2 separate regions of the Mus musculus genome follow, and region 2 is linked to region 1. A link is a loop called in an ENCODE intact Hi-C map of the cell type or tissue named here. Cell type or tissue: heart. All regions are shown on one strand. Links, peaks and the distances in the headings refer to the core of each region. The heading gives the core; the rest is flanking DNA. Region 1 holds the start of Pin4 (protein (peptidyl-prolyl cis/trans isomerase) NIMA-interacting, 4 (parvulin)). Region 2 holds the start of Rps4x (ribosomal protein S4, X-linked).

The links. A loop is a pair of places that touch in the nucleus more often than their neighbours do. Peaks named below come from ENCODE experiments on the same cell type or tissue, not always from the same donor. Only the 100,000 strongest peaks of a DNase experiment are listed, where the experiment ranks them.
Region 2: a loop joins it to region 1, with 6 times the contacts of the local background. A loop is called at or near these places in 2 of 42 quality-filtered maps.

The regions. Positions count from the first base shown.
Region 1 is chrX:102,110,591-102,126,142 of GRCm38, reverse strand. It overlaps Pin4 (protein (peptidyl-prolyl cis/trans isomerase) NIMA-interacting, 4 (parvulin)), which reads right to left and starts at 6,674. Exons shown (of 4, transcript NM_027181.2): 1 at 6,579-6,674; 2 at 4,402-4,475. The coding sequence starts at 6,621. In heart, for the core only: a CTCF peak has its summit at 7,032; a DNase peak (open chromatin) is centred at 6,812; H3K4me3 peaks cover 1,585 bases; H3K27ac peaks cover 923 bases.
Region 2 is chrX:102,181,447-102,196,998 of GRCm38, reverse strand. It overlaps Rps4x (ribosomal protein S4, X-linked), which reads left to right and starts at 7,608. Exons shown (of 7, transcript NM_009094.2): 1 at 7,608-7,701; 2 at 8,628-8,705; 3 at 8,997-9,177; 4 at 9,547-9,644; 5 at 10,432-10,603; 6 at 11,339-11,496; 7 at 11,868-12,058. The coding sequence starts at 7,699. The coding sequence ends at 11,969. It also overlaps the pseudogene Gm9103. In heart, for the core only: a CTCF peak has its summit at 7,556 (motif pointing right); a DNase peak (open chromatin) is centred at 7,668; H3K4me3 peaks cover 2,860 bases; H3K27ac peaks cover 1,397 bases.

The DNA of each region.
Region 1 (15,552 bases), core at 2,766-10,765:
ACCATCTGTAATAGGACCAATACCCTCTTCTAGTGTGTCTAAAGACAGCAACAGTATACTCACATATATAAAATAAATAAATCATTAAAAAAAAAGGAGTTGCTGGCAAGCACAGCTTGTATAGAATGTGTCTAGTCCTATCCAGAGGAGACAGGTATGCAAGCTGGACAGCAAAGGACAGCATGTTGGGGGGACAAGAATCGCTCAGATCTCAATCTGATTTAACTACAACTTCTAGACTGGTTCTCTCACTGAGCATGGCAGTGTATACCCATAAACCCAGCACCTAAGAGGCTGAGGAAGGACGATCATAAGTTCTAGGTCAGTCCTAGGTACATAATGAGTTCAAGGACAACCTGGACTAAGAACTCTAACTAAATAAGCAAGAAACGGAGGGAGAGGAGAGAGAAGATGCTAGGGATGTAACCCAGGACACCAAGGAAAATAAATGTTGTTGGTAAGAGTTGAAGACCAAAGCCTTCTACCCCTTGGTAAATGTCTTAGCTAAGGTTTTACTGCTATGAACAGACACCATGACCAAGACAACTCTTATAAAGGACAACATTTAATTGGGGCTGGCTTACAGGTTCAGAGGTTCAGTCCATTATCATCAAGGTGCGAGCATAGCAGCATCTAGGCAGGCATGGTGCAGGAGGAGCTGAGAGTTCTACATCTTCATCTGAAGGCTGCTAGTGGAAGACTGACTTCCAGGCTTCTAGAGTTGAAGGTCTTAAGCACACATCCACAGTGACACACCCACTCCAACAAGATCACACCTCTTAATAATGCCACTCCCTGGGCCCAGCATATATGAACCATCACAGTAAATTATTAATAGCTAACAATGAAATTAATATCAAACTAAATTAATGACTATATAATTAAGCATTATAAATATTATTATGAAAATACTAACTTTTTTAAAACATGAAATCAGTACATTTTCATTTAAGGGATTTTCTTTTTTCTTTTTTTCTTTTTTTGGTTTTTCGAGACAGGGATTCACTGTACAGTCCTGGCTGTCCTAGAACTCACTTTGTAGACCAGGCTGGCCTTGAACTCAGAAATCTGCCTGCCTCTGCCTCCCGAGTGCTGGGATTAAAGGCGTGTGCCACCACACCTGGCTCATTTAAGGGATTTTCAATTCCTTTGCTGTTCATTCAGGTCATTTATGTTCAAGATTTTTGAAAACAACTTTCTCAAAGAAAGATGCTTAGTTCAGTTATACTATTAGCTCTTTGTTCTTTTAGCTCTCCTTGAATTAAAGCCAACTTCAAAGTGCTAAGTGCTTTCCATGAATGGATCGCATTAAATCCTCACGTTAGCAACCCTTGAGACTAGACTGGTGTTTGCTTAACTCTGGCAGCACACTTGAAAAACCTCCAGAGCTGAAGACATTCAGGTCCAGGACCCAAGTCCAAAGAACCGGATGCAGCAGACCTGAGGTGCCCGTGGGCACTGGAGGTTAGCTCTGCAGGTATATAGCAAGCTAAGCCCTCAACACCCAGGCTGAGAACCACTGGCTCAAGTTACCTGCTGACTGTAGCTCAGTGCTGGGTGGCTTGAAGTGAAAAAGAAAGAGCTGCGGAGCGACACTGAGGGCCATCCATGCTAGAGTTACAAACCAGGTTTGGGGTTCCCATCACCAAGACTGGGTCTCCCGAGCAGGGCCTAGAAGTTTGGGTTCAGTTCAGAGAAAGTGGCCTACTGGACTGACCCCAAGGTGAGGGCTAGCAGGTGAATGCGTATGAGGAAAAGCAGTCAAGGCTCCCTAGTGAAAGAAGATATGGAGGACAGAACATAATGGAAGCTAGGCGGTGCTGGGGAGCAGAGTGGGTTTTAGAACCTGAAATCTAGTTCAACAGATAGGGAACAGAAAGAGGGAGCCTCAGTAGGTGTGACTCACAGCTCCTAGTGACACAGAACAGCATGTGGGTACAGGGGTGTGGTTGCTTCTAGGGTTCTTGTGGTGCCAGAACATTTGAAAACAACAAAACCACTAATATCGTTCAGCAGGTAAGGCTAAAACAAATGTGGGACTTCTATATCATGAAACAGAACTTAGCAACACACAGGAACAAACTATTGTCACAACAACCGCAATGGAACCACCAGAAAATGACACTGACACTCGCCAAAGGTCATAAACTATATGATTCCATCCAATGTTACATTCTTGAAAGTATTAAAGACTGGGCATAGTGGCACACGCCTTCAGTTCTAACACTTGGAAGGAAGAGGCAGGTGATTTTTGTGAATTTGAGGCCAGCCGAGTCTATATAGTAAGTTTCAGGATAGCCAGGGCTACACAGTGAGACTCTGTCTTAAAACAACAACCCCACCCCACACACAAAATAATAATAACAAAAAACTCACTCAAAATGGGATAGAAAGACAGGGATAGGTTAGAAGCCTCTAATTCCAGCATTTGAGAGGTAGAAACAGGTGGGTCATAAATCCAAAGCCATCCTTTGCTACATAATGAACTTGAGGCCACCCTGGGCAAAAGAAGACTGTCTCAAAAAGAAAAAGTATGCTGGGCAGTGGTGGCGAATGCCTTCAATCCCAGCACTTGGGAGGCAGAGGCAGGTGGATTTCTGAGTTCGAGGCCAGCCTGGTCTACAGAGTGAGTTCCAGGACAGCCAGGGCAACACAGAGAAACCCTGTCTCAAAAAACAAACAAACAAAAAAACCAAAAAACAAAAAAAAAGGTATGTGTTGGGGTAAAAGCAGAAGGAGTTATAAAGTTATAAACAGGCAACACGGTCTGGAGAGATGGCTCAGCGGTTAAGAGCAATGATTGCTCTTCCAGAGGTCCTGAGTTCAAGTCCCAACAACCACATGGTGGCTCACAACCATATGTAATGGGATCTGATACCCTCTTCTGGTATGTCTGAAGCCAGTGACAGTGTGCTCATATAAATAAAAATAAATCTTTACAAAAATAAAGGAGCAACAGGAGGCTCTTTATATAGGGTGGAAGGCTTGAGGGGTAGCTCAATATTCTGAATCAGTGTCAGTATTCTGACCATGCCATTGAACTATAGTTTTAGAAGATGTTACTATTGAGGGAATCAGGCTAAAATATAAAGGCATTAAACAAAAAGCTTAATAAAAACTTAATCCTGATCTACCCTCCTACCTTAATTACATGCCATTCTTTTCCATTTATCTACCATAGTGCCATACTGGACTTGGCTCTTTGTGAGGGGACCAGATGGCTACTTGAAGCTATATGTGCTACAGTAGTCTCATAGGTTGGAAGGTTTGATCGTCAGTACAACTCAGTAAAGAGTGCACATAGCCCAAATAACCTTATCCATTATGAAGACCAACATGCCAGCTTTCAGGAAGCCCAACAGAGCCAGATGCCTCCCACTCCAGACTGTAACAATGACTACTTCATCTTCTGCTATATTTCTGAGGCATAGGTCTACTGAGTAGAACAGCTCAGTTCACATTTTCTCTCCATCTTTCTCTCCCCCTTTTATGCTGCATGTGTATGGTTGAATTTGTAGGCAGAAGCAATGAAATCTATTTTCTTTTACCTCCTGTATCCTGACCCAAACATGGAAACTCCTTGTTAGATAGCCATAGTAGTACAGTTCTGTTTGCAGACACTCCCATGGGATTGGTTGCTTAAGCGCTTCCAGTAATAATCTGGGGACTGTGATGGTTTGTATATGCTTGGCCCAGGGAGTGGCACTATTAGGAGGTGTGGCCCTGTTGGAGCAGGTGGGATACTGTGGGTGTGGGCTTAAGATCCTCACCCTAGCTGCCTGGAAGCCAGTATTTTGCTAACAGCCTTCGATGAAGATGTAGAACTCTTAGCTCTGCCTGCATCATGCCTGCCTGGATTGCTACCATGCTCCCTCCTTGATAACAGACTGAACCTCTGAATCTGCAAGCCAGCCCCAATTAAATGTTGTCCTTTATAAGACTTGCCTTGGTCATGGTATCTGTTCACAACAGTAAAACCCTAACCAAGACAGGGACTATCTCCCACCCATGGTCAAAGTAACAAATGTGTGTGCATGTGCATCTGGAGGTCAGAAGATAATCCTTTCTAGGGTGCCATCTACCCCCTTTTTCGTTTTGAGATAGGGTCTTTCACTGGATTGAAACTCACCAACTAGGCTTAGGTCTTTTCTCAAGCACTTTAATGACCGAGGCTGAAACCCCAGTCGCTAAGTTAACACATTTAAAGGAACAGTGCTAGAAGTGTGAAAATTCTACCTTTTAAAAGTGAGACTGGTTTTTGGTTTCCAGTTTTGTATCATCTTGAATTTAACTTAGTATTAAGCCTCATAGATAAGGACAGGTTACTCACACTGTCTTTTCTATGCATACCCACTTACTAATACTTTACATGGAAAAGAGGAGACACATAAGATAACTCACCTTTACTGCATTGCCACCACCTTTAGGACCCTGAGACTTCTTGTCAGCACTGTCACTCCCAGAGGCTGCACCTCCTTTAGAAAAGAGAGGATAGGAACTCATTTCGACTGTACTTTGACATTTATAGATAGGTCCAACTCATAACACAAGGTAACCCATCCATTACAGCCCCAAGTTCCAAAAGGCTACATGGTGAGTCATGCAATCAAGTTAACTTACTCTGTGACTCATCTCTAATAACAGGAAATGTGCCGAACAAAATACTTCACAGAAAACAGATAAAGAAATGAGTGTGGGCATGGATGCAGGCACTCCAGAAGCCTGGGCCAGATTCTTTAGACTCCATTCCAAATCTTGCCTTCTAACTTAACACTGCCATTATATAAAATAATACAATTTCTATTATATTCTGTGACAGTGTGTTTGACACCTGAAATTCTAACATGCAAAATCTCCAACAATGCATTTTGAGGGGTTTGGTTTTATTTCAGAGTGCTTGGTGTGTGTGTGTGTGTGTGTGCATTCTTTTCCCCTTCAGTCTACCACAACAGCTACTGATATCCTCCTGGAATCTGCTACATTCAGGCTATCAAGCATTGGTAGCACATCTTACTTCTTTTAAGTTTTGTGTCGAAGGCAGCATATTAAGTGTTAGAGGCCAAGGTGTCTAAGATTAAATTAAGTATTTAGTTTAACAACTGTTTCCTAAATAATTCCCCAGTTCAAGTTCTTGGGGGTACACAGTGAATAGGATTCAAAGCCGCAGCCAAGGAGCTCGTATCCCAGTGAGGAAGAGAGACCACATTCTGAGAGTCCGACAAGCGAGAAATTGTGGAAGGGAACACATATGTCAGCTAGCCAGGTACCACCTGATGGATGAACAGGAGCTGAGCAGCTAAAGGACAGTGTACCCCTGGTGACCTCACACTCAGGTCCTCCTCAGCCTCCCACTGCTGTGGCATGTCTCTGCAGTGCCTCACCCATTTCTCAGACCTTTCTTTACAACATCTTGGTTCCTTGGACCTCTGGGGTATCACTCTACTACACTCCATTTATTTGTCTCTTCTCTGGGTTCCTACAACCACAATCTTAGTTCAGGCCAACTCTCTCTCTTACCAGAACTACTGAAATCATCTCTCTCTCTCTCTCTCTCTCTCTCCCTCACTACTCTCCCCTCTCTGTTTGTTTGTTTGTTTTTAAGACAGGGTTTCTCTGTGTAGCCCTGGCTGTCCTGGAACTCACTCTGTAGACCAGGCTGGCCTCGAACTCAGAAATCCACCTGCCTCTGCCTCCCCAAGTGCTAGGATTAAAGGTGTGCGCTACCGCTGCCCGGCTTGAAATCATCTCTTTAAAGGACCTCCTGGCCCCTAACCAACCTTAATTAACACCATATACAGCACACCTCATGATTTAGTTTTCTTCTGTTTTAATTTCCCCAACTTGCTTATTTGTTTTGAAGTTTTACTTCAGCGATGCTATACTAAACTGCCTTTGGGGCTGGCCTCTCCGGGTTGAGGACTCTTTACCCTATTGCTGCTGCTTATCTCAGCCTGCCCAAAGTATCTCCAGTTTGTTTCTTTACCCTCTTTCCACCTTCTATAACATAACTCTCACAACTACATTCGGCACAGTACTTAGAGGCTACTATCTTCCCCACATTGTCCAGCGATGAATAAGAGTTGTCTTAGTTTTCTAGCCTGAAAGCACAATGTTGTCCCCAACAACGGTCTTCAAGAAGCGAGTCCCTCCTCATGTGTGTGTGTAGGGGAGGGGAGGGGGGGGGAGGTACGTCCTGTTAGTTGTTAAGAGGCCTAGATGGACTAGATTGATCACTAGTGTAGGCTTCCTTTTATTGCTGGCGTTTCATCAGATTCAATTTTAGTGGGAATAAACCCCAGGTCACGAGGAACCATCCCCAGCAGCTTCTATTGCCCGCCACGAGGGTCCCTGCACTGAAACCTCATGGATACCCTGAACCACAGCAGCTCCTCACGCACTGATCTTTCCTTACCACAAGAAGCCCAAACATAAACCACAGCGGCTCAGGGTGCTCCCGGTGGCCCTGCTGTCCGGCTTATGATCACCTCCCTCCCCCACCCCACACAGCTGCAGGTCTACTCCTGTCCTTCTCCCCATCCACCCCTACGCTCGCTCCATGACTGTCTCGGCAGGTCTACCTTTCCCTCCTTTTCCAGAACCACTTTTCCCCTTCGGCGGCATCTCTTAAGCTGGCGGATGAACTCTCCGGCAACTGTTCCGGTGCTAGCAAAAGGACCCCTCAGGCCCCACAGGTATGTCCTCCGCAATGCCTGAAAGCAGCGTCACAATCAACTATTTCTGCTGCGGTTCCAGAATCAGGCATAGCTTGGAACAGACCCAGTCCTTTGGTTCTTTGACCTATAGGAGCTAGAGATGTTAGACCAATGAGAAGCCGAAGCCTTACGGGGAGGCGGGAACAAAGGTTGCCCAGAGACGAGAAAGCGCAGCCTCTATTCTGTTCTTCAAAGCTTTTACTTGCCCTCATTTGCACTTGTTCTTTGCTCTCTCTCGCCCCGCCCACTTTTTTGTGCATGCGCAGTGCGAGCCTCAGGCCACTGCAGTTCTTTGGCGTGGGCTTTTGCTTTGGGGATTCTAGACAAAGGGACAGCAGAGGGAGTTTAGATAATGGCCTTCTTCCGTCCTCTCTCCGACTGACACAGACCTGCACTCCCTAATGGCTTTTCTTACTTACTTGTTTGTTTATATTTTTGCAGCAGTAGTTGATGGGGTACAAAAGATGGAATTTTTTTTTTAAAGCCTATCATCCCATTGCCTGTGACAGGCAGAAGTCTGTCATGGAGAAACATTGGAAGCAGCCTAAATTAATTTTAAAATAACGATTATAAGCTGTGTGTACAGAAATAGCCTTAAGGAAGATTATAGACCAAGATGTAGAATGTGATTTTTTAAAGTTATATATCCTGGAGAACATAATCTATGCACCTAAAAGACAAACAAGGCATTAATGCTGTTCAGCAGGATAGCATGTGACCACTCGTGTCAATCTATATAGTATTCATGTCTCTGTATTTTTCCAGAGTTCTTTTCTTTTTTCCTTCCTTCCTTTCTCTTTCCTTCCTTCTTTGCTTCCTTTCTTTTTTCTTTTGATACAGGGTTTCTCTGTATGTAGCCCTGGCTGTCCTGGAACTCACAGAGATTTGCCTGCCTCTATCTTCTAACTGCTGGGGCTTAAGATATGTGCCACCACCTTCCAGCTCAAAGTTTGTATGACAGCACAGCATAAGGCAATTTAAAGCTTGGATTCTGGAGGCACATGACCTGCTTTAAAACCCCTTCTACTAGTCCTGTGACCTTGAAGACGCTCTTGGGCTCAGTTTCCATCTTCTGCGAGATGGTGTTGTTAAAGTATCTGCTTATGGAGTATCATGAGAAATAATTTCATAGTCGATGACTAACTGGGGGCGTTTACTTAAGATGAATAGCTTTTGAATTTGCATCCCAATGTGCTCTTGATCTCTCTTTCTCACTCAGTCTCTCTTTTTGAGACCAGGTCTTGCTTAGTAGCCTAGACTGTTCTGGAACTTACTATGTCCTCCTGCTTCTGCCTCTCAAGTGGTGGGAATCATGTGCCACTTGGATACATTTTTCTCTTTCCCCCACAATCCTCCCCTCCTCTACCAATAATTTTCGTATATGACATCTTTCCCTCTATTCCATGAGATCACTGTCCTATCTTGGCTATCTGACTCAGCTTAGTTTTTGTCTGTTTTTGCAATACTGGTGATCAAATTCATGGCCTCACCAAGGCCAGGCAAGAGCTTTATGGTTGAGCCACACCCCAGGCTAAAATTTTGTTGTTGTTGTTGTTTGTTTGTTTTAGATAGGATCCCACTATGCAGCCCAAACTGGTCTTAAATTTCCAATCCTCTCACTTCTGCCTACTGAATGCTAGATTATAGGCCTGTCCCACCAACCTAAGCTAAATTTAGCTTTTGAATAGTCTCTGCTGGATGTGGAGGTGACTCGTGGGCCCCTTTGTTTTATGATGCTATGACTTCTGGATGAATTTTGGTCCCTCCTTATTTCAGATTGATAGTATCAGCTGTGGAGAAGGTTCCCGATATGGAAGGGATCATTGCTTTTCCACATCAGAAATGGAACCCCAACCCCCATCTACTGACTTCCCAGGTCTGGTTGAGAGATGGGGTGGGGTAGTCAACAGTAATATGGTTGATTCTTGCTTAGGGCCAAGTGGATCAGATTATGTCTTTGTGTTTGCTTTTGCTTTGATTTTAGTTGGGACTGGCCTTCCCTGTAAGCAGTGGCTGCACCAGTGTTGGAGTGGGAACGTGGCAAGCCAGCATTCAAGCCTCAGTGAAAAGTCATTATGAAAGCTGGCCATGGTGGTACACACCACTCTAGCACTAAGGAGGTTGAGGCCAAAAGATCGAGGTCAGCCTGGGCTACACAGCTAGGATCTGTCAAACAGGGGTGGGGGTGTTAAAAACAGGCTCCAGAGCTACGGTTTAGTCAGTGAAGTGCCCACCATGCAAGCGTGAGGACCTGAGTGTGGCAGTATATGCTCATCATCTCAGTGCTAGGGAGTCGGTCACAGGAAGATCACTCATCTATCTGAAACAGCAATTCCCAGGTCCCAGTGACAGACTTGATTTCAAAAAGATGGAGAACTCTTGAGGAATGACTCTCAAGGTTGACCTCTGACCTCCACATGCTCACACACTTATGTGCATATATGTGTACATGCACCCACACACATGCAGAACAGGACAAAACTTGAATGGATGATACAGCTGACTTGGAACCTTGTGAAACTGTATTGCAGTAGATAATCATGGCTACAAAGACAATAATCAAGCCTGTGTGTATGACTGAATTTGTCCAAAGCAGTGCCTGAAGAGCAATAGCTCCAGGAAAAGAATAAACAGTTGTCCACTGCAGGTCCAACCGGACATATATAAAATCGTGTACTCAGGCTCAGTTGGTTGAGTGCTTGCATAGCAAGTATTAAGCCCTGGATTGGATGCCCAGCACCATGTGAAGCCCTGGATTGGATGCCCAGCAACATGCATGTGTTGGCATATAGTCTTGGGAGGTAGAGGTGGGAGAATCAGAAGTTCAAGACCATCCTCAGCTACATTGTGAGTTTGAGGCTAGCCTGGGCTACATGAGATCCTAGCTTAAAAAAAAAAAAAACTATAGGTAGGTGGTGGTGTTATATGCCTTTAATCCCCAGTACTCAGGAGGCAGAGGCAGGCAGTTCTCTGAGTTGGAGGCCAGCCTGGTCTAAGAGCAAGTTCCAGGGCAGACAGGGCTACACAGAGAACCTTGTCTTGAAAAACCAGAAACAAACAACCAAAAGCTATATATGATGTCAACTATCCAGTATACATCATAAAAAACTTGGTGAAAAAAATGGTGAAAATTGCAGTATTTGAAATGTGAATTTATAACTTTCATTTTCATCTGTTAACATATGCTGTTATATCTCTTGTTATGTATTTTTTTTAATTCAAGAAAGGCAATAGGCAGGTATAAGTGGTACATGCTTTAATTCTTGACACTTAGGAGATACAGGTAGGTACATAAGAAACTCAAGTCCAGCCTTGGCTCTATAGCCAAGGCCAGCCTGGGATACATAAGCGCCTATCTTAAAAACAGTAGAAAAAGAAAAGGGTAATGTTATCAGAGAAAGAAGCAACAAAAAAGCCCACTTCTCTACAGGGTTAAGTGTGCATCAATCTGTGGAGTCGGCCTGTGGAGGACTGTGAAGCAGAGTGACAAATTAGCTGAATAGAGGGCAGAGGGAGCAGAGAAGAGGAAGATGCAGTCTGGAAACCATGGTAACATCGGCTGGAGTGCAGGAGTGACTCACAGCCAGTAATGGCTGCTAGCTGTATTTTCTCGTAATTATCTGCTCTGACTGAGGCATCTACGCATGGTTTGAACAAGGGAAATCAAGAAGGGAAGCTGGCAGCCCTCTTCCCAGGGAAAAAAAGGTTCACAAACCTTGGCCCAGACTCACTGCCCATTCCACCTGCACCAAAAGCAAGAGGCTATGGTTTCTCATCTGTTAGTGATCCCAACAATACTCTGATAAGAAAAGCTCGAAACAACAACAGAGAGATCACGTTGATCTCATCCCAGTGGACCGTGCATAGGGATCTCTGGGCCCTACACTCTGCAATCAAGAGTAGAAAAGAGCTGATGTGGTGGAGCAGAACTTTAATTATGCTTAATCAGGTTGTTTTTCTCCCTGATTTCAATCATCAGATGTGACCCTTTTCTACTCTTTGTTAGTTACTTTGATTGTTTTTATTTATTTATTTATTTATTTTTTTTGAAACATAGTCTCTTTATGTAACCCTGGCTGTCCTGGAACTCACTCTGTAGACCAGGCTGGCCGCAAAGGCACAAAAATGCACTTGCCTTCCAAGGGCTGGGATTAAAGAAAGGTATGCATCACCACTGCCTGGCAGAGAGTAACTGATTTTTCAAGAGGTCTGCAGAGAGATAGACCTCTATCCCTGTTTCTTTAGCATTGTGTAAGCAATGTATCAAGTGGGTGGATTCTTCCAGAGACAGTAGAGAACAACCCACATCAATGGTATTGTTCTAGGATACAGAGGCTTTCTCTTCAGCTTCTGTGTGACTTTGGTTTGGTTTATTTGTTTGTTTAGTTGGTTGTTTTGGTTTTGTCTATGCAGAGCTGGGACTTAAACTCAGGACCTCACCCATGCTTTTGACCACTGAGCTACATCTCTTTGTGTTTCCCCAGCAGATTTGTTTGTAAGATGGTACTATCACTCTAGAGGAAGAAGCTTGGAGAAGTCAATGATCTGCTCCAAGTTTTCTGTTAGATGGGCTCTGTGGCAGAGTTGGTCTCTCAGGTATGTGTGTCACCCAGATGGTGCTTTCCAGCTCCAGAAGGAAACCCACAGATGCCTAGCTTCCCCTGTTGCCCGTGTCTGTTCCCCAACTCAGCTACCCAGGGACCATTGGAGGGCACTGTGAGGGCCAAAAATGTGCCCTATAGCAGGACATTAAAGAAGCCAATCCCAGCATTCAGGAGGCAGAGGCAGGCAGATTTCTGAGTTCGAGGCCAGCCTGGTCTACAAAGTGAGTTCCAGGACAGCCAGGGCTACACAGAGAAACCCTGTCTCGAAAAACCAAAAAACAAACCAACAAAAAACAACAAACAATAAATGAAGCCAATCTCTGGCTTATGCAGGAGCATACTGGTCATGCCTAGTGTGCACCCTCCCCATCTGATGTTCCGGATTTCCCAGGTCCCAGAAGCCTGGAGGTCAGGAGGAGGAACCCTGTAGAGATTGGAGTGCAGGAGGGGAGCACTGTAGCTGAGCAGAGTGGGTGTTGAGGACAGCTTTGTGTACCTACCTTGACTTGTGGAACTCTTTTCCATGCCTGGGACATCCATAGATGGTGGTGTACATGGAGGCCAGACGTCAACCTCGGGAGCTATCCATCATGGTTTTGGAGACTTCCCTGGGTCTCTTCTGGGAACCTGAGGCTCACTGAATTAGGTGAGGCTGGCTAGTCAGCCAGCCTCAAGGAGCCAGCCTCCTGTCTCCACCTTTCCAGAACTAGGATTAAATTTGTGCCACTGCACCAAGTTTTGCAAATGGGCGCTGAGGACTGAATTTCAATCCTCATGCTTATATGGTATGCACTTTCTCAACTGAGCAATCTCCATAAGCCAACCCCCTTTTTGAGATCTTGCTATTTTGCCCAGGCTGGCCCTGAATTCTAGGACTTAAGTGATGATCCCATCTCTGGAGTACTTGAGACTACAGGCACCAAACTGGGCCTTCTCTATAGTGAACATGTTAGATTTTTTTTTCCACACTCACCCATCTTTCTTTCTTTGTTTTGGTTGTTGTTCTAGCATTTCTTTTTTTTAAAAAATTATTATTTATGCCTGGGCCTTGTGGTGTACACATTTAACTTCAGCATTCAGGAGACAGAGGCAGATGAATTTCCATGAGTTTGAGGCCAGCCTGGTCTACATAGGGTGGTCCAGGTCAACTAGGGCTACACAGGAGACCCTCCATCAAAAGAATAAACACTACAAATGGAAACATGTATCTATTTGTTTGTTTCCTCTCCATCTCTGTCTCTATCCCTGTTTCTCTCTCCCTCCCTCTCCCTCTCCCTCTCCCCCTCCCCACCCCTCTATGTATGTATTCATGCATGTACCACAGCAAGTGTTGGAGTCAGAGACTAAGCTGTAGGAGTGTGCTCTCCCTTTCCACCATGTGGGTTTCAGGGATTTAACTCAGGTCATTAGACCTGACAGGAAGTGCTTTCACTCCATGATTCATCTTGCTAGCCATTTTTGTAGCATTTCAAAATGACGTCCAGAGTTCAGTGAACTCCATTCTTGGACACCTGATTAGTCATACTGTTAACTTCCTCACGAATGCTCTTAGGCACTGGCCCTTCTCCTCCTTCCCCCTGCCAGCTTCCTGCACATTTTATATACCTTTGGAGCAGTGTCGGCATTGATTCTTACCCACCAGTGGCATTTAAAGGCAGCTCTCAGATACAGAAATCTGACACTGTCACTCTCCTAACTGAGGCCTTCAGTGGTTCTCCTTCATCTAACAGAATGGTGCCCCTGTCTTTAGCCTGCAGCCCCAAGGCCTGTTATGCTGATACCTGCAGTCTGATGTTTTGCTAACCCCCTTGGGTTCCCGACACCCAGGTACCATTTTACAGCCCTTTCTTCGCCCTCCATGTTGTTCTCCCTGCCTGGGGTGCTTTCATTTCTTTATTTTTTTATGTTTAAAATTTTTTTAAGACAGGATTTTTTCACTGTAGCCCAGACTGGCCTCAAATGTGTGACCTTACTGCTCTGCCTCCTGAATGCTTAGATTACCCTCCTGTGATACCAAGACTGACCGATCTGGATAACTATGCTTCAAGACTGAGGGCTTTTGGTTTTGTTGTTTGTTTGTTTGTTTGTTTGTTCTTCATTTTGTGTTTTTGAGACAGGGTTTTTCTCTGTGTAGCCCTGGCCATCTTGGAACTCACTCTGTAGTCCAAGCTGGCATTGAACTGAGAGATTGATTCACCTGCCTCTGCCTCCTGAGTGCTGGAAAGGTTTATTTATTTATGTACTTTATGTATATAGGTATTTTGTCTGCATATACATCTGCACACCAGAAGAAGGCATTGGATTTCTTGCTTGTGAGCCACCATGTGGGTGCTGGAAATTGAACTCAGGTCCTCTGGAAGAGCAGCAATGCTTTTAACCAATGAGCCGTCTCTCCAGACAGCATAGCTCCTTGAACCTGGGGCTTCTGTTTTCTCAACTAGGCTGGAAAGAAGCAAGCACCAGAGGGACTCCTGCCTTGTCTCCCTTCATAGCTGGGACTGTAGGCATGTTCAGGACGCCTGCCTTGTTACATGGTGCTGGGATCTGAACTCTTCCACAAGATTGTGAAGCAAGTGTTCTTAACATCTCTTCAGGCCTGGAGGAGGTTTCTATACAAGACAGTGTTATGCTATTGGCTGATGGTGCTTTTTACTTCTTTTATATCCTTGCTAAATCAGTGTAGTTACACTAATTGTTGAAAGAGGAATATTAAATTTCTCTAATGTTGTTGTGGATTTATCTTTTCTCCTTTCAGTTGTAATGTTTTGTTGTTTTTTTGTTTTTTGTTTTTTTTTTACTTCATATGATTTAGAACTCCATTACTGGATGCATAAATGTTTAGGATTGCTTTATCTTTTGGATGACCTATCATTTGATCATTCTGGGATGACGTTCTTTAACCCCGGTAATACTTGCTCAGAAGCTTATTTTGATATTAACATAGCCATTCCAAATTTCCTTTTATTAATGTTAACATAGTATAGGCTTTTTAAAATTAGTCATAGTTCGATAGAGGAATAAAACCAATAGAATATTGAAAGGAGACTCATTCAGTTGGCTTGTTTGATATAGCGTGGGCAGTTAAACAATGGTTGTCTTTATAAGGAGAGGCAGAGAACTTGGTAGTTGCTCTAATCAATAGCCTGGATGATTCAGCAGTCATAACCTGGTGCTGAAGGTCTGGAGGATTTGTGGAGAGCCATTGGTTTTCAGTCGATTTTGGAAGCTTGAAGAAACTGGGTTTTGATACTAGCAAAGGAACATGGCAATTAGTGACATCAGTAACAGGGTAGACAAACTTATCATTGCAAGCTGAGGGCAATTGGTCAAAAAGCAAACTTCCATTTATTGGGCTGCCACCAAAAGGTGCTGCACACATTTAGGGTAGGCCTTTCCACTTTAGGTAACTTGATCAAAGGCTAGAGAGATGGCTCAGTGGTTAAGAGCACTGGCTGTTTTTGCAGAGGTCCCAGGTTCTGTTCCCAACATCGAACTGGCTATTATGGCTCATAACTGTCTTGTACCAGGGGATCTCACACCTTTTGGCCTCTGCAGGCACCAGTCATGCAAGTGGTACACAGATATACACGCAGGCAAAACACCCACATGCATAAAATCAAAATTAAAAAAAAACAAATAACTTGATCAAGAAAATCTCTCACACAGGTGGCTTCTCTCTTAGTTGATTCTAGATCCTGTCAATGTGGCAACCACAATTAGCCATTGTACTTTTCCATCTTTTTACTTTTCTTTTCCTTTGAGGCAGGATCTCACTATATATCCCCAGCTGGCCTGCAACTACTCTATGTAGACCAGACTGGCTTTGAATTCACAGAGATCCCCTGCCTCTGCTTCCTGAGTGCTGGGATTAAAGGCATGCATCACTTTTTACTTTAAAAATGATTTAAAGTTTTTTTTATTTGTATGTATGTCTCTGTGTTAGTACATTTACACGTGTTCTTCTGTCCAGGTAGGTTAGAAGGCATCAAATTCCTGGGTGCAGAGGTTGCAGACTACTAAAGCATCCTTCCAGCCCCCTGTGCCCTGTCATTTTACCTTTAACTTGTGTGTATCTTTCTTTGGGTATGCAGTAAGATGAGTGAGGTTGAATGGATTTGCATAGGTTTGCCATCTGTAGACAACTTCAGTGAAATGTCTTTTCATGTTCTTTGCCCATTTCCATGTTTGTTTGTTTGAGACAGGGAGGGTCTCAAGTAGCATGACCTTTCCTCAAA
Region 2 (15,552 bases), core at 4,085-12,084, 70 kb before region 1:
CTGCAGGCTGAAGTCCAATCCGAGATCCAACCTGCAAACGAGAGCTAGGTCCTAGTCTTCTCGCCATCCCTAGTTCATAAAATGGAGCATGAAGCCGGGCAGTGGTGGTGCACACCTTTAATCTCAGCATTTGGGAGGCAGAGGCAGGCAGATTTCTGAGTTTGAGGCCAGCCTGGTTTACAGAGTGAGTTCCAGGACAGCCAGGGCTACACAGAGAAACCCTGTCTCGAAAAACAAAAACAAAAACAAAACAAAAAAAGGAGCTTGAAGGAGGCATTCAATGAATGGTGATTGAAGGAATGGATAGTTCATTTGGCTTATCTGTTGGCGTCATAACCATCTGTTGGCGTCATGATATTTTTAATTTATTATTTTTAAATATGGGTATGTATATATAAGCATATGAGTGCATGTGCCTGTAAAGGCATTGGAATGTTCCCCTGGAGCTGGAGTTACAGGGGTTGTCAGTCACCCAATACAGCAGTACATACTGAGCTGGAGAGATGGCTCAGTGGTTAAAAGTCTGCTTACTATTACAAGAGGACCCAGGTTAAGATTTCCAGAATCTGCATGGTGGCTCCCAAATGTCTGTAACTTCCAGTCCCTGGGGATCTAATACACCCTTCTGGCCTCTGAGAGCACTAGACACTCAAGTAGTACACAGGCATACATGCAGGCAAAACACTAATACACATAAAATAAATAAACAAATACAAATTTTAAAAGAGAGCAATACATTTTCTTTTTTAAAAAGATTTTATTTATTTATTATATATATATATATGACAAGTACACTGTAGCTGTCTTCAGAGGCAACAGAAGAGAGCATCAGATCCCATTACAGATGGTTGTGAGCCACCATGTGGTTGCTGGGAATTGAACTCAGGACCTCTGGAAGAGCAGTCAATGCTCTTAACCGCTGAGCCCCGCAATACATTTTCTTAGCCACAGAGCCATCTCTCCAGCCCTGGATTTATTCTAAGGCAATAATCCAACTAAAGGAAATGGCTATTAAAAGAAGCTTTCCAGGACTAGAGAGATGACTCGGTGATTAGAGTGACTTCTCTTCTATAGGACCCGGGGTCACTTCCCAGCACCTGCATGGCAGCTTACAACTGTCTCTAAAGCGCTCACACAGACATATATACAGACAAAACACCACTGCACATAAAAAATAAATATTGCCAGGTGGTGGTGGCACATGCCTTCAGTCCCAGCACCAGGGAGGCAGAGACAAGTGTAGCTCTGTGAGTTCTAGGCCAGCCTGGTCTACAGAGAGTTCCAGGACATTCAGGGCTAAACAGTAAAACCGTATCTTGAAAAAACAAGAAGGAAGAGGAGGAGGAGGAAGAGGAGGAGAAGAAAGAGGAGGAGGAAGAAGAGGAGGAGAAGGAAGAGGAGGAGGAAGAGGAGGAGGAGGAGGAAGAGGAAGAGGAGGAGGAAAAAGAGGAAGATTATGACAACTCTGTCCATCATAGCAATATTCCTAATAAAGAAAACGTAAGGATGTAAAGAAAAGGAAACTAAATGTTCAACAACAGAGAACTTTTGTTAATTATGGAGTAATCACTTAGTGGAATATGATGCAGCTGTTAAAATGATAATTATGGAAATTATGTACTGACTCAGTGCGTGTTTCTAATATAATAAAAGCAGAATACAAAATGCTAGGACTAAAATGAAGTAAAAGTATGCATGTGCACAAACTGATCAGAAAAAGCACAGGAGAGGGAACAAATGAAGACAGATGTTGTGTTCACGGTGTTTGGGGAGGTACTGTTTGCAATTTACTTACCACGTTCCAAATTCCCTTTATTATTGTTATAATCTCATTTGTGCATAAATACAAATTGAGAGAGAAGAGAAAATATTGAAAAGGATGTTTTGAGTCCCTCAAGTCCTTTGACAAGCTGTGGTAGAAAAACAAATAAACCAACAGCCTGGGAGGCAAGAGTTAGGGCTGTTCACCTCCCCAGCCTTTCCAATGAGCTGTGTGAACTTCATCCAGAGTTCAGCTCTGGCCATATCCCACAGTTGTCCCTCACTCCCAAGATGATCGTCTCCTGCCTTCTCTCTCTCTCTCTCTCTCTCTCTCTCTCTCTCTCTCTCTCTCTCTCTCTCTCACACACACACACACAAACACACACACACACACACACACACACACAATCCACACTGGCCTTGAACTTGTTAAGCAGACAAGGAGATAACTTTGATCTCTTTATCCTCCTCCTTCTGCCTCCCCAAGTGCTGACATTACAGGCAGGGTCCACCACTATGTTGGACCTTTCTCCTTGAATCCCATCACACCGCTCTCTTCAGTTATCCCAAGACTAAAAATCATACAAACTTTCATTATCCTGCCCCCTCCGATTTACTCCTAGCCCTCTATTCAGTCAGCTGTGCCTGGTTGTTTTGTTTGTTTCTTGCCACAGGGTCTCACCATATAGCCCAGGCTGGCCTCAAACTGTCAATCCTCCTGCCTACCTCAGCCTGCAGAGTGCTGAGATCACAAGTGTGTGGCATCATGCCCAACTTAATTGCTCCTTTCCAATAATTAGTTCTAACATAATTTACTAGAGATGTTGCCTTAGTTTTAAACAAAGACTTCTTCTCCCTCCTACTTAGCACTATCTAGGGAGAAGAGCTAAGCAATTTTTTCTTTTGCTCCTTGGCAGATTATTAATGGGGAAAGGGAATACAGAGGCAGAGATTTGTAAAACGGAACCTCTTGAGTCAGGAGCTCAGGTGTGGGAGGAATAGTGTAGTAGAATGGCAAGATGAGAAGACTGTTGACAAAATTTATTCTCCCGGCAGTGGTGGTGCACGCCTTTAATCCCAGCACTTGGGAGGCAGAGGCAGGCAGATTTCTGAGTTTGAGGCCAGCCTACAACTGGAACAACAACTCTACAGAGTGAGTTCCAGGACAGCCAGGGCTACACAGAGAAACCCTGTCTCGAAAGACCAACCCCCCCCCAAAAAATTATTCACTCAGCAACTATTTACCAAGTACTGGATGAAGTGTCAAGTTCTCTGTTAGTGGTGATGGGCCAGCTGTCCCGAATGAGTTAGGACAGGTCTGTCCTGGGGATGTTCAGTTTAGTAAGACAGCAGATGAGTCAATCACTCCTTCCTGCCTGTTGAACTAAGTGCTGGAGCTGAGCTTTGGAGCAAGGAGAACAAGGTATTAACCACTGAATGAATAGAAAAGAAAAGAAAAGAAAAGAAAAGAAAAGAAAAGAAAAGAAAAGAAAAGAAAAGAAAAAAGGAAAGGAAAGGAAAGGAAAGGAAAGGAAAGGAAAGGAAAGAGGAAAGGAAAGAGGAAAGGAACATCACCACTCCTAGGTATGATGGAGGAGAAAAGTTTATTATAGATATGTGAGTGGGCATAGCCAGAGGCAGAAACATCTGGAGTAGGCATGCCCAGACTCCATGTGGGGAGATGGGGGAGGGGAAGGAAGAAGGGCGAGCAGGGAAACCAGGTGCAGCAGTCAGGAGGTCCAAAGGAGAGCATGTAACCAAAATGTCTGGATTATATAAGGAAGAGCAGCCCAGGCCCCTGAGCTGCAGAGCTTAGGGTAGTGGGTAGGGTGTGCCAGCCAGGAGGGCCCTATAACAAGTAGGGGTGGAGGGATGCTAGCTTCCCCTTTGAAATGTTAAACAGGCACCTTAGTTCCGTCTTGAAACTAAAGTAGGAGGAGGACCCAAAGGGCCTGGGCAGCTCCCAGAACCCCAGAAAGCAGGGCTGTAGGCATCTCTAAAGCTGAGGAGTGGGATTAGGTGGTACCATGAAGAGGACTGGACTGTTCAGAGCAGTTCCAAGCTGAGAAATCATGGGGTCCACAGACAGTCTTGAAAGAGCCAGCCTCTGCGGATGGCGGTGGTGACGCATGACTTTAATCCCGGCACTTGGGAGGCAGAGGAAGGTGGAGCTCAGGGAGTTCGAGGCCAGCCTGACCTACAGAGTGAGTTCCAGGACAGCCAGGGCTACACGGAGAAACCCTGCCTTCAAAAACCAAAGGAAAGAAAGAAAAAAGAAAGAGTCAACCTCAAAAGTGTGGATCTTTCAGGCTGAAATGGGACAACAGCATGCACCTTGCGCGCGCGCGCGCGCGCGCACATACACACACACACACACACACACACACACACATACACACACACACACATACACACACACACACACAGAGCTCCCAGGGTAATGGAACCTGGTGGAAAGGGGAGGGAGATTTAGGAGCCAGACGATGGAAAGGAGTGCTGTCCTCTAGGTACGACTTGGCCAGTGTCCTCTTGAATTCAGCAGCTGTAATTTTCTGCATAAGACCTGTGAAAGATCCAGTCATTAACATTCCAACATGGAATGGGGGAGGGGCTCATGAGGCCTCATCCTTCATTAGAGAATTAATGGCTTCGGAAGAGTCATTTTTCTTCAGGGATATAGTCACTGTTAAGTTACCCATGGTCCAGGAAACAAACCCACACCCACGCACATGCAAGTCAAATTTAAGTTCAAACAAACGAACTTAGTTGTTTGGGTTTTGTGGAGGGTTTTGTTTTGCTTTTGAGATGGAGGTTTCACTTTGTTGCCCTGTGTCACTACACTCAGTTACTTCAGTGAGTTATTTTAAGAAAGAAAGAGGAGCGTGGTGGAGCATGGTCTTGACTCTAGCACTCCAGAGGCAGATGCAAACAGATGCTGTGCATTCTGGTGAGTTCCAGGACAGTTGGGGCTATAGAGTGAGACTGCGTCTAAAAAACGATACAGAAACAAAAACAAAAAATACAAGTATGAAGAGGGCATATTGGGAAGAAGGGCCCCAGAGGGAGCATGAAGCAGGTGGCAAAGGGGGAATGGGCGTGTGTGAATACAACCAAAATACATTATACACTTGTGTGTGTGCATACACACACACACACAACTGTGGGAGAATCAAGATGATATTATTTCTTTTTAAGTATATAAAGGAGCTAGAGAGATGTCTCAGCTGTTAAGAGCACTTGTTCTTGGAGAGGACCTGAGTTGAACTCCCAGCATCTACCTGGCAGCTCACACTATGCATGACTCTAGTTCCAGGGGATCCAAGGTTCTCTTCTGACCTCTGGGAACAGCAGACATGCAAGTGGTGCACAGACTACATGACACCAAACAGTCATAAACAAGAATAAGATAAATAAGACTAGAAAATAAATTAATTGTATTAAAAGCTAATCACAAAGAAGTAAAGACTAGTGGCTAACAGCACCTGGGGAGGATGGAAAGGATGGTGAACAGATACACAGTAGGGTAGTGATGGTTGAAACGATTTGGTTGGATGCTTCAAAAGAAGTAGTAGAGAGGATACTGAATGCTTCCAACACAAAGAATTTATAAAGTTCTGAGGTGAAGATGTGGCAACTGCTCTGAGCTGATTATTATACATTATATACATGCATAAACATGCAATACTGTGCCCCATAAATCTGTACACTTGGTATATATCAATTAAAATAAAACTAGGGCCGGGCAGTGGTGGCACACGCCTTTAATCCCAGCACTTGGGAGGTAGAGGCAGGTGGATCTCTGAGTTCGAGGCCAGCCTGGTCTACAGAGTGAGTTCCAGGACAGCCAGGGCTACACAGAGAAACCCTGTCTCGAAAAACAAACAAACAAACAAACAAACAAATAAGGGGCAGGAGAGATGACTCAGTGGTTAAGAGCACTGACTGCTCTTCCAAAGGTCCTGAGTTCAAATCCCAGCAACCACATGGTGGCTCACAACCATCCATAATGAGATCTGATGCCCTCTCTTCTTGTGTGTCTGAAGACAGTGATAGTGTACTCACATATAATAATAAATAAATCTTTAAAAAAGAAGAGGAAGAAAAGAAATAAAACTATAGGCTGGCCATAGTGGCACATGCCTATCATCCCAGACCCTGGGACAGGAGACTGAGGTGCATATTTTACATATGAAAGCAGACCTGGCCTCCAGATTCTCCCCGCATCCCTCAATCCCTAGCTGGCAGACCCTGCCCCCAAGCCTGAACTTCCCAGCCCAGGAGGTGAGCTGCCTTTTCCCCAGAAGCTCCCTATATAATCCAGATATTTTCCTCTCTCTCTCTCCCCTCTCTCCTCTCTCTCTCCCCCTCCCTCCCTCTCTCTCCTCTCTTCCTCCTCTCCCCCTCTCTTTTCCCTTCCCTCTTCCCACTCTCCTGTCTCTTCCCCCTCCCCCTCTGTTTCCCCTGCCCTCTGTTTTCCCCTCCCCCTCTCTCTCCTCCCCTCTTTCTTCCCTCTCCCCTCTCTTCCCCCTCCCCCCATCTCTTCCTTCCCATTGTGACTCCCCTAGCCTCAGTCCTTGGGGCCAGTGAACTTGCCCGAGAGCACCTTTCCAATAAACCTGCATTTAATATAATCTAATTCTGCTTGATTTGTCTCATTTCACCTACAGTGGCGAAGTAACGTATCACCCAGCACTTGGGAAGATGAGGCAGATGACCTCTCTCAAGCTGCAGGTCAGCCTAGCCTGTCTAGAAGAGCCTGTCTCAAAAGTTAAAAATAAAGATATAGTCTGCTTGCTTGTACTATATAGACTGTGGGGGTGCATGCCTGTAACTCAACTCTCAGCAGAAAAATGATGAGTCTGAGACTACCCTGGCTTACATAATGAGGCTCTGTCTCAAGATGTATATTTCAGTTTGAGGCCAGCCTGGTATACAGAGTGAGTTCCAGGACAGCCAACGCTGCACAGAGAAATCCTGTCTCGAACCCCCCCCCCAAAATGTATATTTCATTTGCATATATATATATATATATATGAAAAAGTGACTCATTCCCTAGCAGCCACTAATGATAACAAATAAATGATAACAACTGCACACACACATATGAGAGAGAGGGGAGGGACAGGAGAAAGAGGAAAGGTGAGGCTGAAAAATACCCCTTTCATAATAGTTTGAAGGGACTGGATCTTTGGGTTTATGATGGGCAGACTTCATCGACCTGTGGGAGGCCACAGATAACTAAGAGAGCAGAAAATGGTGAATGAAGGGCAGCCAGTGCCACCACTCTAACACAGCAGCTTCAAAAGTAGAACAGCTAGGTCTACATACTGGCTAGGCAAAACCAGATACTCTCTAATGTTCCCTCTCTTCCACTTACAGTACAATAAATGTCAAATGTGTTCTACAGGAGTGGATGCGCAGGATGCCAGGTTCAAGCAGAGAGCCTACCATCTCACCCTGGATGGCTCAGTGCCTCAGCAATCTTTACAAAAGCAAAGAGAAACATGCCGTTGGCCAAACCTTTCGCTTAGCATGGGGCTGGCTGATTGGACTGGTAACTCTGGAAGATTAGAGAAACTTTGTATAAGAAAAGTATCGAGTATTAAAATGTATCTTTTTATCACTCAGCCATCTAACAGAACTCTCCTTGCGGGCAGTTATCTGGTGCGATTGGTCTGGGTATCCCCAGCACTCATCACTCGGCACAAAGAAGAGAAAGGACTGAGGAAAAACAGTTTTTGGGAGATTCTCTCAGCCTCAGTTTCCCAGCCTGGGACCTCTGACCTCCCACCAGCAGATGGCAAGAGAGAGTCCCCGCCCGCTGGGAAAGTCTGAGGCTGGGCGGAGCAACCCAGGCTCCAGCGCGCGCGCAGCCTCCGACCCTAATTTCTTCGTTCGCCGGAAGAAGGCGAGTCTCTTTCCGTTCCTAGCGCAGCCATGGTAAGGCAGGGGTACAGCGAGCTCTTGGGTTGCATCGGCTTCCATCCTCCCTGACCGATGCTGCCCGGGTTATCAGGGCTCCCGCGGTCGACTACAGGGTGGAGGCGAAAGCAGCTCTGCTGCAGGCTGGCAGAGATGGGCTTGGCGGCAAGGGAGAATACTGGTCTGAGCTAGGATGGGAAGTCTGCCGCAGAGGGCAAGCAAGGCCTTGGGCTTAATCACACATCCCCTTGCCCAGGGAGAAATGCTTTTCCACTTGGGGAAGAACTTCGAGGGCCCGGGAGTGCAGATTGAAGCTTTGGGCATGTGGGCGCAGGGTCTGCTTGAAGGATTAGCTCTTACTTGTGCATTTGTCTATCTTTTGGCACGGACTTACTTTATATGTTGTGTAGCTGGTAAGTGTACGAAGCATTACAAAAAGCTTCCTTCCGCTTTCGAATGTGAAACTTCGACTCTTTAGTATACAAAGGAGCAGTACACGTGGTAGTGCCAGTGCCGGAGTTAGAGTTTATCTTTGTACCAGAAACCTTCGATCCAGATGGCTGTGTTCTAATACTATACTTTTCGATTGACAATTGAGATACGGTCCTGGGCCATTTTCTGTCCCTATCTGCCTGTGCGTCTAGGGTTGAATCACTGGGTAATTCGCAAGTGTGCTATGAAAGGCTAATTTTTGTGAGCAGGCATAATGGAGACATCTGGCATAACTGTAAAAAATGGGAATCGCTAAGGTGCGAATACTGGGTTTGGCCTATTGATGCTTATCTGTCTTTTCTACGTTTTACTGGGACCCGGCGCTTTCAATATTGCCCACATTTTGTTAATTGGGAAAGTTCGAAAGTCAGTTCATTGAAGGATTTACGCCGTAGGCTTTGCTGGAAAGACCTGAAACAATGTAACAACGTTACTTTGAAAACTTCTTCCAGGCTCGTGGTCCCAAGAAACACCTGAAGCGTGTAGCTGCTCCAAAACATTGGATGCTGGATAAGTTGACTGGCGTGTTTGTAAGTATTGTGGTGTGAAAGGTAGACATACCTTTAACAAGCATATTTGTGGAGTTGAATGTAGAGAATCTTTGGCTGTCTTAAAGACCTGTGTCCTACCTCAATTTTGATACATCTGTTTCATCTACTCCATGTATTCCATAGTACACTGATGGTGGATACATAGACTCAGGTCTCAAAGTAGCAGGCCTCATTCTTTGGAGGAGAAAATGTTGAGGAATCTTCTAGCGACCCCCCCCCCATGTAAAATAACCCAAGTTTTGGTGTAGTAATTTTCCTAAAACTTTCCAGGCTCCTCGTCCATCCACTGGTCCTCACAAGCTGAGGGAATGCCTGCCTCTCATCATTTTCCTAAGGAACAGACTTAAGTATGCCCTGACTGGAGATGAAGTAAAAAAGATTTGCATGCAGCGATTCATTAAGATTGATGGGAAAGTCAGGACCGATATAACCTACCCTGCTGGGTTTATGGGTGAGTAATCAGGATCGGTAGTGGCCACAGGCCCTTAACTCCCAATAGTGGCAGGTGACTGGGAAAGTGCCAGGCTTTCCTGGTCTTCGTCTTCACCCCTACCCTGGCACGGTAATATGGAGAGGTTTGGCTACTGGGCTTTTATTCCTTTTTAAATTTTGAATTTCTTGCTACTCTCCCATACAGACCTACTGGATCAGAATCTCTGTTGGGCTGTTACTTAAATATTGTGGGGATAGCTTCTGAAACCCAAATTCCCATTTAAAGTTTATGTGGAGTCTTGATAAAATGGGCTCACACACACACATCCCCCAGCTCAGTTAGGAGTGTAGTGAGGGTTGCTGTGGTAACCTTATTCTTTGATATCAGATGTCATCAGCATTGACAAGACCGGAGAGAACTTCCGTCTGATCTATGACACCAAGGGTCGCTTTGCTGTTCATCGTATTACACCGGAGGAGGCCAAGGTTGGTGTGGCAAGCGGGCTGGGTAGTTTCCTCTAAAATTAGTTTCTAAGTTAGATCATGGAAGTGAGAGATGAGTCAACAGATTTCATTAGAATTGTGTGCCTAGAGATGAGATCGATGGGGACCTGTTGCATGGTTTAACTTACTGGGTACTCAACCCCGTTTCTCACGTGGCAAAGCACATGCTTGATCTCGGACCTACACCCCAGCCCCTCAGCCTCTGTAAGGTCTGTTGCTAGATATCTTGGGGTGGAGCTTTCTTGTGGCAATTAGAGCACTGACTTTTGGTGTCTTGTAGAAACACGACATCCTTTCTTGGGATTAATTTTGAAGTATTCCTTGGAACATAAAGGAGTTGGCAATCTATTTGGCATGTTGCCATGTCTCCATTTGTGGGTCTACCTTTGCTTTTTGGGTGGGTTAGAGGTACAAGAAACCGGTAATCTTTGGGGCGTTGGTTTAATTTACTATCTTTGCTTAGTTCAGTTTTAGGTGGCTTTTCACGTAGGTTTAGGGCTTGAATTAATGGCTATAAATGAAGGTTAATTCAATTGATGGTGTGGCTTCTGGTTTTCTTACATGCTGCCTTGTTGTCAGTAGGCTGAAGGGCATGTCCAGTGACCACTAGAAATTTGATTTGATAGACAAGTTGCTAATACCGTTGCTGTTTGGAGCAGAGTGCACAAAATGTGATTTTTTTTTTTAAGCTGGGGATTGGCCCCAGAAACAACTATAACAAGGTATATATGAGTTAGATTAAATGTATTTAACCCTTTTATACTTCTAGTACAAGTTGTGCAAAGTGAGAAAGATCTTTGTAGGCACAAAAGGAATCCCGCACCTGGTGACCCATGATGCTCGTACTATTCGGTACCCTGATCCCCTCATCAAGGTGAACGACACCATTCAGATTGATTTGGAGACAGGCAAAATAACTGACTTCATCAAGTTTGACACTGGTAAGCAGCAGCTGTCCCCTCGGTGGCTTGTAAGTTTGAGCTTCTGGGGTTTTTTCCCAAATGTAAGTTTAGTTGAGCTTTGTGAATCACTTGATGCTTGGTGCGGGGTCTTTTGAGGAATTTTATCACTTTCACTGGTCTAAATGCTTGGTGGCTGAAAAGAGGTACGAAAGCCACCTATTAGTGTAAAACTGTTATCAGCTGATCAAGTTAAAGGTGTGATGGGAGGTTGAAGGCCTGACTGAACAAGTCAGGTGGGACTCTGTCTTAGAATAAAAAGGAAGGCTGGAAGTTTAACTCTTAATAGCCTGCCTGCTGTGCTCAGTCCTGAGAGCCACCCATTCTTGGGCTAATGGTGATGTAACCACCTTTAAGGTGCCGACATGGTCCCTGGAATATGACAATGGTAACCAAAGTGTGTCTTGGAACTGGAGGTTATCCAGGCAAGAGGTACTCAGTCAGGACTTGAGAATTCCTCGCGTAGACAGACACCTTCGTTTATATTAGCTGCAGTTAGGGGTTGGAGCAGATCTCGAGGCTGCAGATCTATAGAAGTTAGACTGGTGGGAGGGCTAAATTGACTTGACTTTGGTTTGGGGCACCAGTTGCACTGCTGCTGGTGATGGAGCCTGGGGCTTTGTGCAAATTTAGCAAGCGCTCCCTTAATGTAAGCTTGTTACATTGGTGATTGTTGTGGTGTGCTGTGCTTGAAGCAGATTGTTTCTTCCCTCCTAGGGAACCTGTGTATGGTGACTGGAGGTGCTAACTTGGGAAGAATTGGTGTAATCACCAACAGAGAGAGACATCCCGGCTCTTTTGATGTGGTTCATGTGAAAGATGCCAATGGCAACAGCTTTGCCACTCGGCTGTCCAACATTTTTGTTATTGGCAAGGTAAGTCTGGATCTCCTCTCCCAGCAGTCTCTGGAAGCATGGAAAGACGACAGTGCTGAGCATCTTTGGAGTTAATAGAACCAATGAGCCATAGCAGTTTGATTCATGAGCAGTGCTAGTAATGGAATAAATCTTACTAGCTTGTGGGTATTTTTCTTAGAAATAAATGATCATGTGGTGTTAAGTATGAAGGGTACTGTTGTCCATATATAGAATAGCCACAGCAACCACAGCTGGTGATATATATACACTGTGGTATGAGTCTCAGGACCACCTGCCCAGCAGCCACCATGACTTTGGATCTAAGAAATAAAGTGACAATTGTGTCCTGTGCCATCCTGCTAATGGGGTTTTCTTCATTCTTTTTCTAGGGTAACAAACCATGGATCTCTCTTCCCAGAGGAAAAGGAATCCGCCTCACCATTGCTGAAGAGAGAGACAAGAGGCTTGCGGCCAAACAGAGCAGTGGGTGAAATGGTCTCTAGGAGACATGCTGGAAAAGTGTTTGTACAAGCCTTTCTAGGCAACATACATGCTAGATTAAACAGCATGGTGAAACTACTTTTGGTTTGCTGTTGCTTTTTTTTTTTTTTCTCAAACATAATTTGTTGATGTTTTTTGGACATAAATACTCGGGTTCATTTAGATCATGTAGTGCCTAGCAAGTCCTAGGTGTTTCTAATGAATTTGACTTCTATCACTGGGCTTATGCTCTTTGTAAGTGGACTGAGTGCTTAGTCCTGGCTGGTGTAGAACCTGGGAGTGAGTCTTCTGCATTTAGAATGCTATTATAGGTTGAGCTACCATACCTAGCCTCTTTTGCCTTTTAGCAAAAGACAGCCTTATTATTCCCAACTGGTTGTCACATACCCACCACCCCCTCCCAAACAAACCCATGTAGAGTGAATATACAAAGTCTTGAACGTATACCAAAAAAAAAGTGTCTCCCCCAACCCACCCCTAATGCACTGGTATGAAGCTGGGTGGCCTGTCTCAAGAAGTGGTAGGTTTTGTTCATCACTTGGCCTGCTCTGAAATTTTATCAGTCTCTCCCAAGAGTTATTGCCTTGATTTGTTTGTCTCTGGGGGCCTCCTTCTGGCTTGATTTGTAAAATCTTAAGCATGTGTCAGCAGTGAGGCTGACAAATATCCCTGAGATAAGATGGATTGAAATAAACAAGCTTATCCAGTATGGTTTATGTCCCAGCAGCAGGATGGGCTTTGTACCCCTGTTGGCAGTAAGATTTGAGGAACAGCTGGTATGTGTGTCAAAGCAGACCTTTATAAGTTAGAAAATGAGTGGGAAAAAAAGGCTAGCTATGTGCTGGTGATAATAGTAATGGAGCTATCGACTCCTGAGTTAGAGAGACACAAAGGAGCCTTAACTGCTTCCCTTCATCACTCCCAGCAGCCCTCCAGCTGCAGGTGATCTTGGGAAGCTCCGTAGTGAAGCTTCCATAAGGTCATCCATCCTTTATGATGCCCTGGGACATGATGATATGATGAGGTAATGCAGATGATAAGTTACCTCTCACCTGGGTATGCTTTTTAACACAACACAGTATGGTCCTCCAAGCTGCACTCTGGTGGAGGAATCTTTACATTGCTCTGTCTGGTTATTGACCTATCTGGGGTTAAAAGATGTTGACACCTCCCCATGAAAATTTCACTCAATACTTGCTGTTTCTCTAAATTTAAAAGACAGGGCCTAAATATGTGACCTAGGCCTGCCTCAACTTTTCAATTGCTGGGATTATAGGTGTTTTCTGAACAGATATTCTCAAAAAACAAGAGTGAACTCTACAGCAGAGATTTCCCTTTATTCTGCCTGCCTCTCTTTGTTCCAATACTATAAAACCAGGGCTGTTACCCAGTCCCATTGTAAATGATATTTGGGGAAACCTGAATCTCTATTCCTGGGCTATTATAATCTCTCATATTTGGATCCAGAAGAAAATCTCTTAACCTCTTTGAGGTTAGAATTGTGGTTTTACATCAACAGCACTTTACACTGGTATGGAGGAAGTTCTATTAGGAACATTCTCAAACATACCAAAAGGTCAGTGTCAAGTACAAATCACCTAGAGAAACAAGCTCCATTTCTGCTTGTTAGGATTCTGCTGTCCTTGCTTTGTTTGGTAAGCTACCACACAGATGTTCTTGTTTTCAGAAGTTGACCCAGATAGCTGGGACTACAAGGGTGAACCACTACACCTGGCTGCCTTAAGTTTCTTAGGGAAAAAGATACTTTATACTTAGGGAAAGTGGCCTTAGTTAATGTGTGCCTATGGTTTAGAGAGGGAGCAGGACATTCATGACTTAAGCTACACGGCAGGGCAGGGATGGCTTTCTCTGGGCAGGGGAATGGTGCTAGTTAATGTGATCAAGCCAACATGAGTCAGGCTGTTACCAATCCCCAGGTGGAAAATTAGAATTATTAGAATAAGCTATAGTAGGTTTCCAAACAAAATGGTTTGTATGCACTGTCTAAAAAGAAATGAGAAGGGGGACTAATGTGGTGGCACCCACTGGAATTTAAAAACAAGTACAAATCAAAGTTGGATTTTAATAAGCCTAACTTAAACTGGGAGTGGTGACCCACACCTGTAATCCCAGCCCTTGGGAAGTAGAGACAGGTTTAGGAGTTCAAGGGCATCTTCAGCTACATAGTTTGCAGCCCTTCTGAGTTTTAAGCAACCCTGCCTCAAAAACTCCAATAGGTACCATTAACCTACCAAACTTCAGCAACAGAACACTATAGAGCACTGGCTACTCCCCCTGGAGATCATATGGCAGAATGAGAATTGGGGCTTGCTGCCACTACCCAGAATCACAAGACAGTATGCTACTAAATATGAGTCCAGTATGCATGAGGTCCTGGGTTCAATCCCCAGTACTACTCAAAAGAAAGATTAAAACACTATACTCGGCCGGGCGTGGTGGCACACACCTTTAATACCAGCACTTGGGAGGCAGAGGCAGGCGGATTTCTGAGTTCGAGGTCTACAGAGTGAGTTCCAGGACAGCCAGGGCTATACAGAGAAACCCTGTCTCGAAAAAACCAAAAAACAAACCAACAAATAAAACACAACAGGCTGGAGATATGGCTCCAAAGTTAATATTTGCCAGCAGAGCCAGAGACAGGATTCCCTATGAGTTCAAGGCCAGCCTGATCGCATAATGAATTCCAGGCCAGGGCTATATATATAGTAAGACCCTAGATTTATTTATTTTTTTTAAAGAGCATTTAGGGAAAACCTAGGTTCAGTTCCTAGCACCTACATGCCAACTCACAATCATCTACACACATAGTGCACATACATACATGTAGGTAATACACGCAAAAAATCTAAAATAAGGCCCAATATTCCATTGGGAACTCCTTATAACTAGGGGATTCTTACCCAATGCTGTTTGTCTTCAATGCTGAAGATTGACTTTAAGGCCGCCCAGGTGCTGGGCAAGCAACGGTAGACAAGTCTGTGACTAATGAACTGTACCCTTAGGTCCCAGGTAGCTCATGCTGCTCTCAAACGTGCTATACAGTTGAGGATGACCTTGAGTTTCTGCTCCTCTTGCTTCCGCCGCCCAGGGGCTGGGATTGCACCATACCCAGTACATACGATGCTTGGAACTGAATCAGGGGCTTTGTACATGCTAGGCAAGCATTCTACCAACTGACCTACACCTCGAACCCAAATACAAATTACTACTGAACCATGCCCCCAGTTTCCTGCTCTCCTTTTATTGTGAGACAAAGGCTCAATAAATTGTCCCAAATTGTTCAGACTGACCTTAGACACACCTTGTAGCAGTATCTTAAGGTTTTTTTTTTTTTTTTGCTTGTTATGGATGATAAAAGGCTGCAACAGAAGCAAATTAAGGAAGAGAAGGTTTAGTTTAGTCCAGTCCATCGTGGCAAGGAACTCAAGGAGCTGGAAGAGGTGGTCATATCACATCTGCCATGGGAAACAGAGGGATGGATGCAGTCCCTGCGTGCTGCTCAGCAACTGTTCTCCACTTAGGCAGCCCAGCATCCCATTTAGGGAATCCTAT